2 separate regions of the Homo sapiens genome follow, and region 2 is linked to region 1. The links are chromatin loops, found by intact Hi-C in ENCODE. Cell type or tissue: Caco-2. All regions are shown on one strand. Region 1 overlaps LOC105377975 (a long non-coding RNA gene). Region 2 has its middle 51 kb from the start of FAM184A.

Evidence for each region. A loop is a pair of places that touch in the nucleus more often than their neighbours do. Peaks named below come from ENCODE experiments on the same cell type or tissue, not always from the same donor. Only the 100,000 strongest peaks of a DNase experiment are listed, where the experiment ranks them.
Region 2: it touches region 1 in a loop (6-fold over the local background); 4 of 110 quality-filtered maps call a loop at or near these places.

Annotation. Positions count from the first base shown.
Region 1 is chr6:119,725,100-119,730,099 of GRCh38, forward strand. All of the region lies in intron 2 of LOC105377975 (a long non-coding RNA gene), which reads left to right. Among named protein-coding and RNA genes, the nearest start is that of MIR3144, 290 kb to the right of the region's middle. RefSeq lists an enhancer at 2,036-2,870. In Caco-2, no CTCF peak of the experiment used is centred here; a DNase peak (open chromatin) is centred at 2,682.
Region 2 is chr6:119,127,332-119,132,331 of GRCh38, forward strand. It overlaps a transcript of FAM184A not described here. Among named protein-coding and RNA genes, the nearest start is that of FAM184A, 51 kb to the left of the region's middle. In Caco-2, a CTCF peak has its summit at 2,187 (motif pointing right); no DNase peak of the experiment used is centred here.

The sequences.
Region 1 (5,000 bases):
TTGGAGTTGATTTACAGTTTTATTCCACTGTGTTCTGTGAGAGTGCTTGATATAATTTCAATTTTTTAAAATTTATTGAGGCAAACTTTGTGGCCAATCATATGGTCTATCTTGAAGAAACTTCCATGCACTGTTGAATAAAGTGTGTATTCTGTGGTTGTTGGATAAAATGTTCTGTACATACCTGTTAAGTCCATTTGTTCCAAGGTATAGATTAAACCCATTGTTTCTTTGTTGACTTTCTGTCTTGATGACCTGTTTAGTGCTGTCAGTGGAATATTGAAGTCTGCCACTATTACTTTGTTGCTGTCTATCTCAATTTTAGGTCTATTCGTAATTATTTTATAAATTTGGGAGATCCAGTGTTAGGTGCGTATATATTTACGATTGTGATATCTTCCTGTTGGACAAGGCCTTTTACCATTATATAATGTCCCTCTTTGTCTCTTTTAACTGCTGTTGCTTTAAAGTTTGCTTTGTCTGACATAAGAATAGCTAACCCTGCTCACTTTTGGTGTCTATTTGTGTGAAATCCCTTTACCCCTTTGCTTTAGGTTTATGTGAGGTTTCGTGTGCTAGGTGAGTCTCCTGAAGACAGCAGATAGTTGGTTGGTGAGTTCTTATCCATTCTGCAGTTCTGTATCTTTTAATTGAAGCATTTAAGCCATTTACATTCAATGTCAGTACTGAGATGTGAGGTACCATTCCATTTATCGTGCTATTTGTTACCTGTGTACCTCTTTTTGTTGTTGTTGTTGTTGTTTTTGCTAATTAACTTGTATTTTTGTTTTATAGGTCCTGTGTGATTTATGCTTTAAAGACGTTCTGTTTTGATGTGTTCCCAGGATTTGTTTCAAGATTTAGATAGAGCTCCTTTTAGCAGTTCTTGTCTTGGTGGCTTGGTAGTGGCAAATTCTCTTAGCCATTTGTTTTTCTGAAAAAGACTGTATCTTTCCTTCATACATAATGCTTAGTTTTACTGGACACAAAATTCTTGGCTGATAATTATTTTGTTTGAGGAGGCTAAAAATAGAGCCCCAATCATTTCTAGCTTATAGGGTTTCTGCTGAGAATTCTGCTGTTAATCTGATAGGCTTTCCTTTGTAGGTTACCTTGTGCTTTTGTCTCAGAGCTCTTCAGATTCTCTCCTTTGTTGTAACTTTAAATAACTTGATGACAATATGCCTAGACAACGATCTCTTTGTGATTCATTTCACAGGTGTTCTTTGTGCTTCTTGTATTTGGATGTGTAGGTCTCTAGCAAGGCCGGGGAACTTTTCCTCGATTATTCCCCCAAATATGTTTTCCAAAATTTTAGATTTCTCTTCATCCTCAGGAACACCGATTATTCTTAGGTTTGGTCATTTAACATAATCCCAGACTTCTTGGAGGCTTTGTTCAGATTTTCTTATTCTTTTTTCTTTGTCTGTGTTAGATTGGGTAAATTTGAAGGCCTAGTCTTCAAGCTCTGAATTTCTTTCTTCTACTTGTTCAGTTCTATTGCTGAGACTTTCCAGAGCATTTTGCATTTCTATAAGTCTGTCCAATGTTTCCTGAAGTTTTGATTGTTTTTTCTTTATGCTATTATTTACTTGAATATTTCTCCCTTTACTTCTTGTATCATTTTTTGAATTTCCTGGCATTGGACTTTGTTTTTCTCTGGTGCCTCCCCGATTATCTTAATTACTAACCTTCTGAATTCTTTTTCAGGTAAATCAGGGATTTCTTCTTGGTTTGGATCCATTGCTGGTGAGCTAGTGTGATTTTTTGGGGGTGTTTTGTCATATTACCAGAGTTGGCTTTCTGTGTGTGTGTGTGTGTTTTTTTTTTTTTTTCACATTTGGCTTGACTCTGTCAGAGGGAAGGTCTAGGGCTGAAGGCTGTTTTTCAGATTCTTTTGCTCCATGATGTGTTCCCTTGATGTAGTGCTCTCCCACTTTTCCTATGGATGTAGCTTCCTGGGAGCTGAGCTGCAGTGATTGTTATCTCTCTTCTGGGTTGGCCAGCCAGCAAGTCTGCCAGGCTCTGTGCTGGTACTGGGAGTTGTCTGCACAGAGTCCTGTGATGTGAACTGTCTATTGGTCTCTCAGCCATGGATACCAGCACCTGATCCAGTGAAGGTGGCAGTGGGGTGAAATGGACTCTGTAAGGGTTCTTAGCTTTGGTGGTTTAATGTTCTATTTTTGTGCTAGTTGACCTCCTGCTAGGAGGTAGCGCTTTCCAGAGAGCATCAGCTTTGCTAATATGGAGAGGAACTGGGGTTGAGCAGGGTCCTAGAACTCCCAAGAGTATATGCCCTTTGTGTTCAGCTTCCAGGGTGGGTAGGGAAGGGCCGTCAGGTGGGGGTGGGGCTAGGCGTGTCTGAGCTCAGGCTCTGCTTTGGTGGGTCTTGCTGTGGCTGCTGTCAGAGTTGGGGGTGAGTTTTCCAGGTCAACAGAGTTGTGTACCTAGGAGGATTATTGCTGCCTTTGCTGAGTCATGCAGGTTGTCAGGGGAGTAGGGGAAAGCTGGCAGTCACAGGCTTCACCCAGCTCCCACACAATCTGAAGAGCTGGTCTCACTCCCACTGTGCCACCTCCAACAGCACAGAGTCTGTTTCCAGGCAGCAGGCAAGCAGGGCTTGAGAACTTTCCCCAGGCTACCCGCCTCCCAGCTGTGAAAGAAAAGGACTTTAGTTCTTCCCCCACCTGTGGAATCTGCTGGCTGGATTCATGCCCTCCAGCAAGTTCTGGCCAGGAGGCTTCTCACCTGGTTCAAATTGTTACAAAGTTCAGCTGGAGACTTCCTTCTCCCTGTGGCATTTTCCCCATACCTCTGGACACCCTCCTGAAGGATCCCTGTGGTGCCAGGCATGAATGGCCTGCTTGGGGACCCAATGAGTTCCCAGGACCCTTCCTGCTGCTTCTTCTACCCTTGTATTTTGCTTGGCTGTCTAAATTGACTCAGCTCCAGGTAAGGTCAGAAACTTCTGCAAACCTTCCGTTTCCCCAGTAGGGGTGTGTGTTCAGGAGCAGAGGATCTCCCTTTTCTACTTCCACAGTTTGGGCACTCACAGTATCTGGGGTGTCTCCCAGGTCGTGCAGGATCACTCTGCTTCCTTCAGAGGGTCTGTGGGTCCTCTGGGGATTCATGGTTTGTTCTTGCAGTCATTCTGGAGCTAAAATTCACGATGCGAGCCTCCGCATGCCGCTCTGTCTGAGTAGGAGCTGCAATCTAGTCCTGCCTCTCATCCACCGTGATGATCTCCTTAATTGCTGCTGCTCACCTCCCGCTATGCAGCTCAGTTCCTAACAGGACACAGACTGGTACAGATCTGTGGCTTGGGGGTTGGGGACCCACAATTATGGAGGTTGAGAAGTTCCTAGGATCTGCAGACAGCAAGCTGGAGACCTGTGAGAGCCAGAGATGTAAATTCCAGTCTGAGTTCAAAGTCCTGAGAACCAGGAGAGTTGGTGGCAGTCTCAGAGAGTAGGAGAAAACTGATGTCCCAGCTTAACTGTCAGTCACAAAGAGAGCGTGAATTATTTCTTCCTCCATGTCTTTGTGCTATTTTGGGCCCCAGTGGCTTTAATATTTGGAGAAGTGAGCAGGATTTAGCTATATGAATTCTTTCTACTTTGCTAAATCAAACACATAATTGCACAAATTCAGATATAGTCTGTTTTTACTTCTAAAAAGTTTTTCAAAGCCAGGCTTAAGCCATGTATGAATAAGATAAACCTACGTCATTGAACAATCTTCTCAACCCTTTTGAAACGTACATTGTTACCCATGTGAATTAGAAGATTGCCTGGACAGCTGTAAATTTAGAAAATCATGTTTTAAAATGTTTTTAGAATTTATCTATGAATGTAATAAATGTTGGGCAAGTTTGAAACATTTAACCTCTATTAATACTTAAATAATTATCATCTCCAGGCTAATTTTTATCACTATATATCTATAACTGTATATACATCTATTTTTATATTAACAATTTTATAAGTGTGTGTGCAGTAGTCCTCTCTTATTCTCAGTTTTGCTTTCCTCACTTTCGTTTTCTGCAGTTTCAGTTACCTGTGGTCAACTGTAGCCTGAAAACATTAAGTGGAATGTTTTAGAAATAAACAGTTCTTAAGTTTTAAATTGGATGTCATTCTGAGTAGGGTGATGACATTTAGCAGTTCTCACCTGGGACATGAATCTTCCGTTTGTCTACAGAATACCATAGTCGCTTAGTAGCCATCTTGTTTATCAGACCAACTGTCTGGGTATCTAAGTGCTAAATTAAATTGCTTGACATAAGGTTTGCTGGAGGAGATCCAGAATTAGACATTAATTATTTTTAGAAATTAGGCTTTGTAACTATAAAATAGTTATATCATTCAAATATATGTACTGATTTTTTCAAAATGAGAGCATGCTATAGATGCACGTAATCTTTGCACATACATTAACATTGTCATATTTAATATACATCCAATACTTGTTCTAACTTATGAGAACTCAAACATTTTTCTTTTATAATTACTGCTTTTCATGTCATGTTTACATTTTTGCATCTATAATATAATGGTGTGTAATATAAAGTTGTATAATGTGTTACACTATGTAAATATTTATCTCTATATGCCTATAGCACTTACATGGCTTTACTTTTAAATTTAATTTGTGATTCTTTTTAAATTTATTTTTGGGTAGAATAGAGCGGAACCTATCTGATTATATTCTATATTGCTCAACAATTGTCCCAACTCCATCATTAAATTATTCTTTTCCTGTGTCAATTTAAGAAGCCATTTTTATCTTGTACCGAATTTTTATATATTTGTGTTGCTGTTCTCTCTTTTGAAGGTGCCATACTTTCTTGATTATGATAAATTGAGACTATGCTTTAGAACCTGGAAGGATAAGTCCTTCCTCATTAGCCTTCCTTTTCATGGTTTTCCTGGGTACCTAGAGAACTTTAAGATAATTTTCATCAATTCACTGAAAAAATATTAGTATTCTGACAGAAAATG
Region 2 (5,000 bases), 600 kb before region 1:
CTAGTGGTGGTGAGGTATCTTGGAGGACACCTTAGAATTCTACCTACCACAGTGGAAGGGCAGGGCCTAGGATCTGACAGGGGAAAAGAGTAGCTAGGACTGTTTTCTACTCTTTAGAAAAAATATCTAAACACATGCAAATTGTGAGAGGACATATCCTGGGTAACTGTCAATGCTGGTAAACCTCATAGAAAGAGACTTTGCCCAAGACTTGGGAAACATGCCCCTGCCACTATCTAATTATGTGATCCCGGTCAAATGATTTAACTTCTCTGGGTTTGGAGCTGAGAGAACCGAATGGATCAGGAATTCCCTACCAGGTAGGAAAGCAGGAGGGAAGCAGCTACCCTAAAGTCAGCTGGGGAGCTTTTTCAAAGCAAGCATTTCTCCTTCCTTCCCAAGATGTCATAACAGTTGGGAGTGGGGAGAGAAAGGTTGAGAAGGGAGGCATGAGTATGTGCAGTGTGGAATTGTTCTTCAGGTCATTCCATCATTCATGCATTCATTCATTCATTCATTCATTCAACAAACATTCATTGACCGTCTACTTTGTGTCAAACACTGTGTTAAGCACTGATAATGTTAGAGTTGTAAATCAAAAATAAAATTCTAAGCCCCTCAACCAACTAAATGGACCCCCTGCTTGGCCCAGGAGATCCCAAAGAAACCTGAAACACTAGTTCAGGCCATGACTGGAAGGTGGAGGTAGAGTAGCCAGACATGCCTCCTTATAACCTCCTCCCTTTGGAGTTTAGGCACAACTGACTACCATTAACATTAAAACAGAGATCTTAAGACTGACAAACAGACTCTTTGTAGCAGTAAGGTATGCAAACCCAGGTTTGGCTGCTAACCCCTGGAAAACCAGACATGAGAGACAAGAATTGGTGGGAAGAAAAGCAGGCTTCTTTGGAAAGCCCGCAAAACCAAGAAGATGGTGGACTAGTCACAAAGACCATCTTAAATTTTAAAATTTTATCATAGGGTTTTTAAAGGGAAACTTGGTATGGGAGATGTGAGGGACTAGTGCAGGATGAAGGGTCTGTATGTTTGTTCTGATGGTTATCTTGGGTAATTGCCTATCTGGAAGTATGTTTGGCATTATTTTGTCTTGGGCCAGATGGTGGTGGACTAATTGTTTGAGACTCCTTCTAAGCAGGATGATTAAGCAGGGGCTCTGTGCCTGGTTTGTTTCAAGATTATCTTCTGAAATTTCTTAAGCAAGAACATAATTAGATAAACATGAGTTACTGGAGAGGAGTGTCTAGAGAGGGAGGGAATAAAAGGGTGAGTGGGGAGGGAAGGAAGAAAAAGAAAATGTGTGATTAAAAATATTTTTAAAACTGAGGCCCCCAGTTACAATAAAATACCAAATTCTAACCTGACTCTGGTATAGCATCGCATGGCAGATAGCAGGCCTGGAAGGAAATCAAGGTATTTTACCCCCAAATATATTTCTTTGACATATTTTGAAATGGTCCTGCAAAGCTGTCTCCTGTGGATGGGGGAGGGGCCCTGGAATTTGCATTCTGTAGAGAATCCCCTTCCCTTACTAGTTTTTTTTTTTCCGGAGAGCCTGACACCTTTTAAGGTCCAATAAAAAACACTGTCTATTCTCTCTGAAGCCTGCTACCTGGAGGCTTCATTTATAAGAACCTTAGCTTCACAATCTCCCTTAACTCAAGCATTTCTTTGTGCTGACTTTAAACTCTTCAGGCAAAACTCAACTCTTTCAACCAATTGCCAATCAGGAAGTCTTTGAATCTACCTATAACCTGGAAGCCCCTCTCTCCCAGATGTCGCACCTTTCCAGGTCGAACCAATGTGTACCTTACATGTATTGATTTATGTCTTTGCCTGCAACTTCTGTCCCCCTAAAATGTAAGAAAACCAAGCTGTAACCCAACCACTTTGAGCACATGTTCTCAGGACCTCCTGAGGATCTGTGGCTGGGCAGAGACACCTAAATGTGATCTGCAGAGGATTGCATAGAGAAAGCTCTGCCTGTGGCTGACATACTGAGAACTAACCTGGGCGCCTTACAGCAAAACCATCCATGAAGCAGATGTGGTGGGGCTTTCCTGATCTTTTAGGGCCCAGATGCATTTCACTGAGATGCATGTTGCCTTTTTCTGAAAGCGTCTCATAATTAGTCTTTACATGTGTTTCAATCTGGTTTCACACTCGTTAACTGCTTAAATTGTAGAAAGCGCATTTTATTTCAGTCCACTAGGGGGAACCAGAGGGATTAGGCATTGGAGCTAACAAGCCTTTAACATTCTTAATACTGTAATTAGAGAAATTTCTAGGGGTTCTCAAAGTGAGCTGACTTTGAGAGAGCTGAATAGGGGGGTGTTTTTTGGTTTCATTTTTGTGTTTTGTGTGTGTGTGTGGGGGGTTGTTATTGTTGTTTTCTTTTTAACTTATTTGCATAAAAGACTATTTTTTAGAGCAATTTTAGGTTCACAGCAACATTGAACAGAAGGGGAGTTTAGAAATATGTAGATTTCCAGCCCTTGCCCCCAATCCACAAAATCAGAAGCTTTGGGGATGTGGCCCAGAAATCTCTATTGTAAAGGTTGGTGGAATATCTGCCTTTGGCAAAAATCTACTTAATTATATAAACTTTAAGCCCACCAGGGGCAGGGACACACTGCAAGTTCCTAGCATCCACAGCAAGATGTACAAACAGAGGCTCGCAAGGTTTTAAACATTTTTTTTTAAAGATAGAGGTGAAATACTTGGAGATTGTCAATATTTGGAGTATGAGTCATATATTTTTCCATGTCAATATTTGGAATATGAGTCATATATTTTTCCAGTTGAACAACTTCAACTGTTAAGCAGAATCCACATAATTTACTTAGAGCCCAAGGAAAATCTGAAAACCACCATTTGAGGAAGACTTCCGGCTCCAGAAATGAAATTTTAGGGAGCCCCCAAATCAGAAAACAGTATATTGTTTCTGAAATAAGCATTTAATGAAAGACTGACAGATTCCTGTAGATCTTATCCAGACTCAGGGAATAGAAATAAATGCCCTAGATTCAATTGCCATTAGACACAGATGTTTCCATAGTATCAAATACATTCTGGCACACTGGCCAACAGACACAAGTTGGAGTTACAGGGAGAAGAGAGGCCATAGAGATTGTCACAGGGGAGGATTTAATACATTCTATCTTCATAAAAAGCAGTTTAGTATAAAATGAAGATACTCATTGATTTATAGGGGTGTATGTTAGATAGCCCAAGTGATATAAAAAAATTAGCAATCTAGTTTAAGAAACACAGAACTGCCTACCCTGATGGACCCTGCTGCACTTTGGAAATTTACAAAGTAATTTGTTTAAACAAACGTCAAATTGCCAGAAATCATATGATAAGACCCGGTCTTCGTAACAGGTCTCTGAAACTCTAGTTTGAATATCAAATAAAAATTCAGAACAATGATTTGCCTTTCCCAAGGTCCACCTGAAGTGGGTATTTGACATAGTGTCCTGCTCAGAATTGTATTTCTTTTTTTCTTTTTTTTTTTTTTTTTGAGATGGAGTCTCGCTCTGCACCTAGGCTAGAGTGCAGTGGTGTGATCTTGGCTCACTGCAACCTCTGCCTCCCGGGTTCAAACAATTCTCCCTGCCTCATCCTCCTGAAGTAGCTGGGATTACAGGCGCCTGCCACCATGCTTGGTTAATTTTTGTATTTTTAGCAGAGATGGGGTTTCACCATATTGGCCAGGCTGTTGTTAGACTCCTGACCTCAGGTGATCCACCCTTCTCTGCCTCCCAAAGTGTTGGGATTACAGGTGTGAGCCACCATGCCCAGCCAGAATTGTATTTCTTGATGCCAATGAATTTCCTAAATCAAAGGTGGAAGGAAATGGCCCTTTACTTCCTCCATCTGAAGACGTAAAGATTCTCAGCTAGTCAGACTTGAAACATTTATCCTAAAATATTCTTCTGGATTAATTAAATAAAACAATAATTTAAAAATATTGCAAGGCTCAGTAATAAGTTGGAATAAATGTGGAAACAAGATTCCTCTCTTTAAGCTTTTACCTGAGGCATCTGGGCAGACTGGTGGCAATCTTAGACTTCTTCCTTATTCTTTTTTCAAAGGTTTGTTTGCCATGTATGGAGGGCACTCATACTTTTATTTATTTATTTATTTTTTGGAGAGGGTCTTGCTCTATTGCCCAGGCTGGAATGCAGTGGTGTGATCACGGCTCCCCGCAGCTTCAACCTCCTGGGCTCAAGCGATCCCCCTACCACAGCCTCCTGACTAGCTGGGCACACAGGTATGTGCCACTATGCTAGACTAATTTAAAAAATTTTTTTTTTGTAGATACTGGGTTATTGCCCAGGCTAGTCTCAAATTCCTGGACTCAAGCCATCCCCCCACCCAGCCCCCCAAAGTATTGGGATTACAGGCATGAGCCACTGTGCCCAGCCTTATACACTTTTATAACCTAACCTACTATAACATAAAATAAAATCCTGTATTGTGTTTTGTGCTATAGATACATTTTAATACAGGAAGACAGTGGAGTATTGGAAGATGTGGTAAGGAGAGTTATAGGGATAAAGCTATTCTTTAATTTATTCTCAAACTAACATTTGGAAAAGAGGTTATATGAGAGAGAACAGTATAGTTTTTAATACTCAAATCTTCCAAGGAAAGCTTGTAAATGAATAAAATTCCATTTCTAGCTAACTTGGTTATATTTCCTTTCTTGCATAACCATGCCTCATTTTAAGAGTAAAATTTTAAAAACTTTGCTCCCCCATAAAACATTCCTTCATTTGTTTATTTCTGTTTTGAAATAACAAATGCCAAATTCTGTGTAGGTTTTAATGATATTGAGTGTCAGAATATTTATCATTTCTCTCATAATAATCAATTTACACTGTTAGCCATCCTGTAATAACTGCAAAATCAGTTTTAGTCTCTTACCTGCCCCTTTCTGCTAAGAGTTTATCTTCTATCAGCCTATGGTTGCA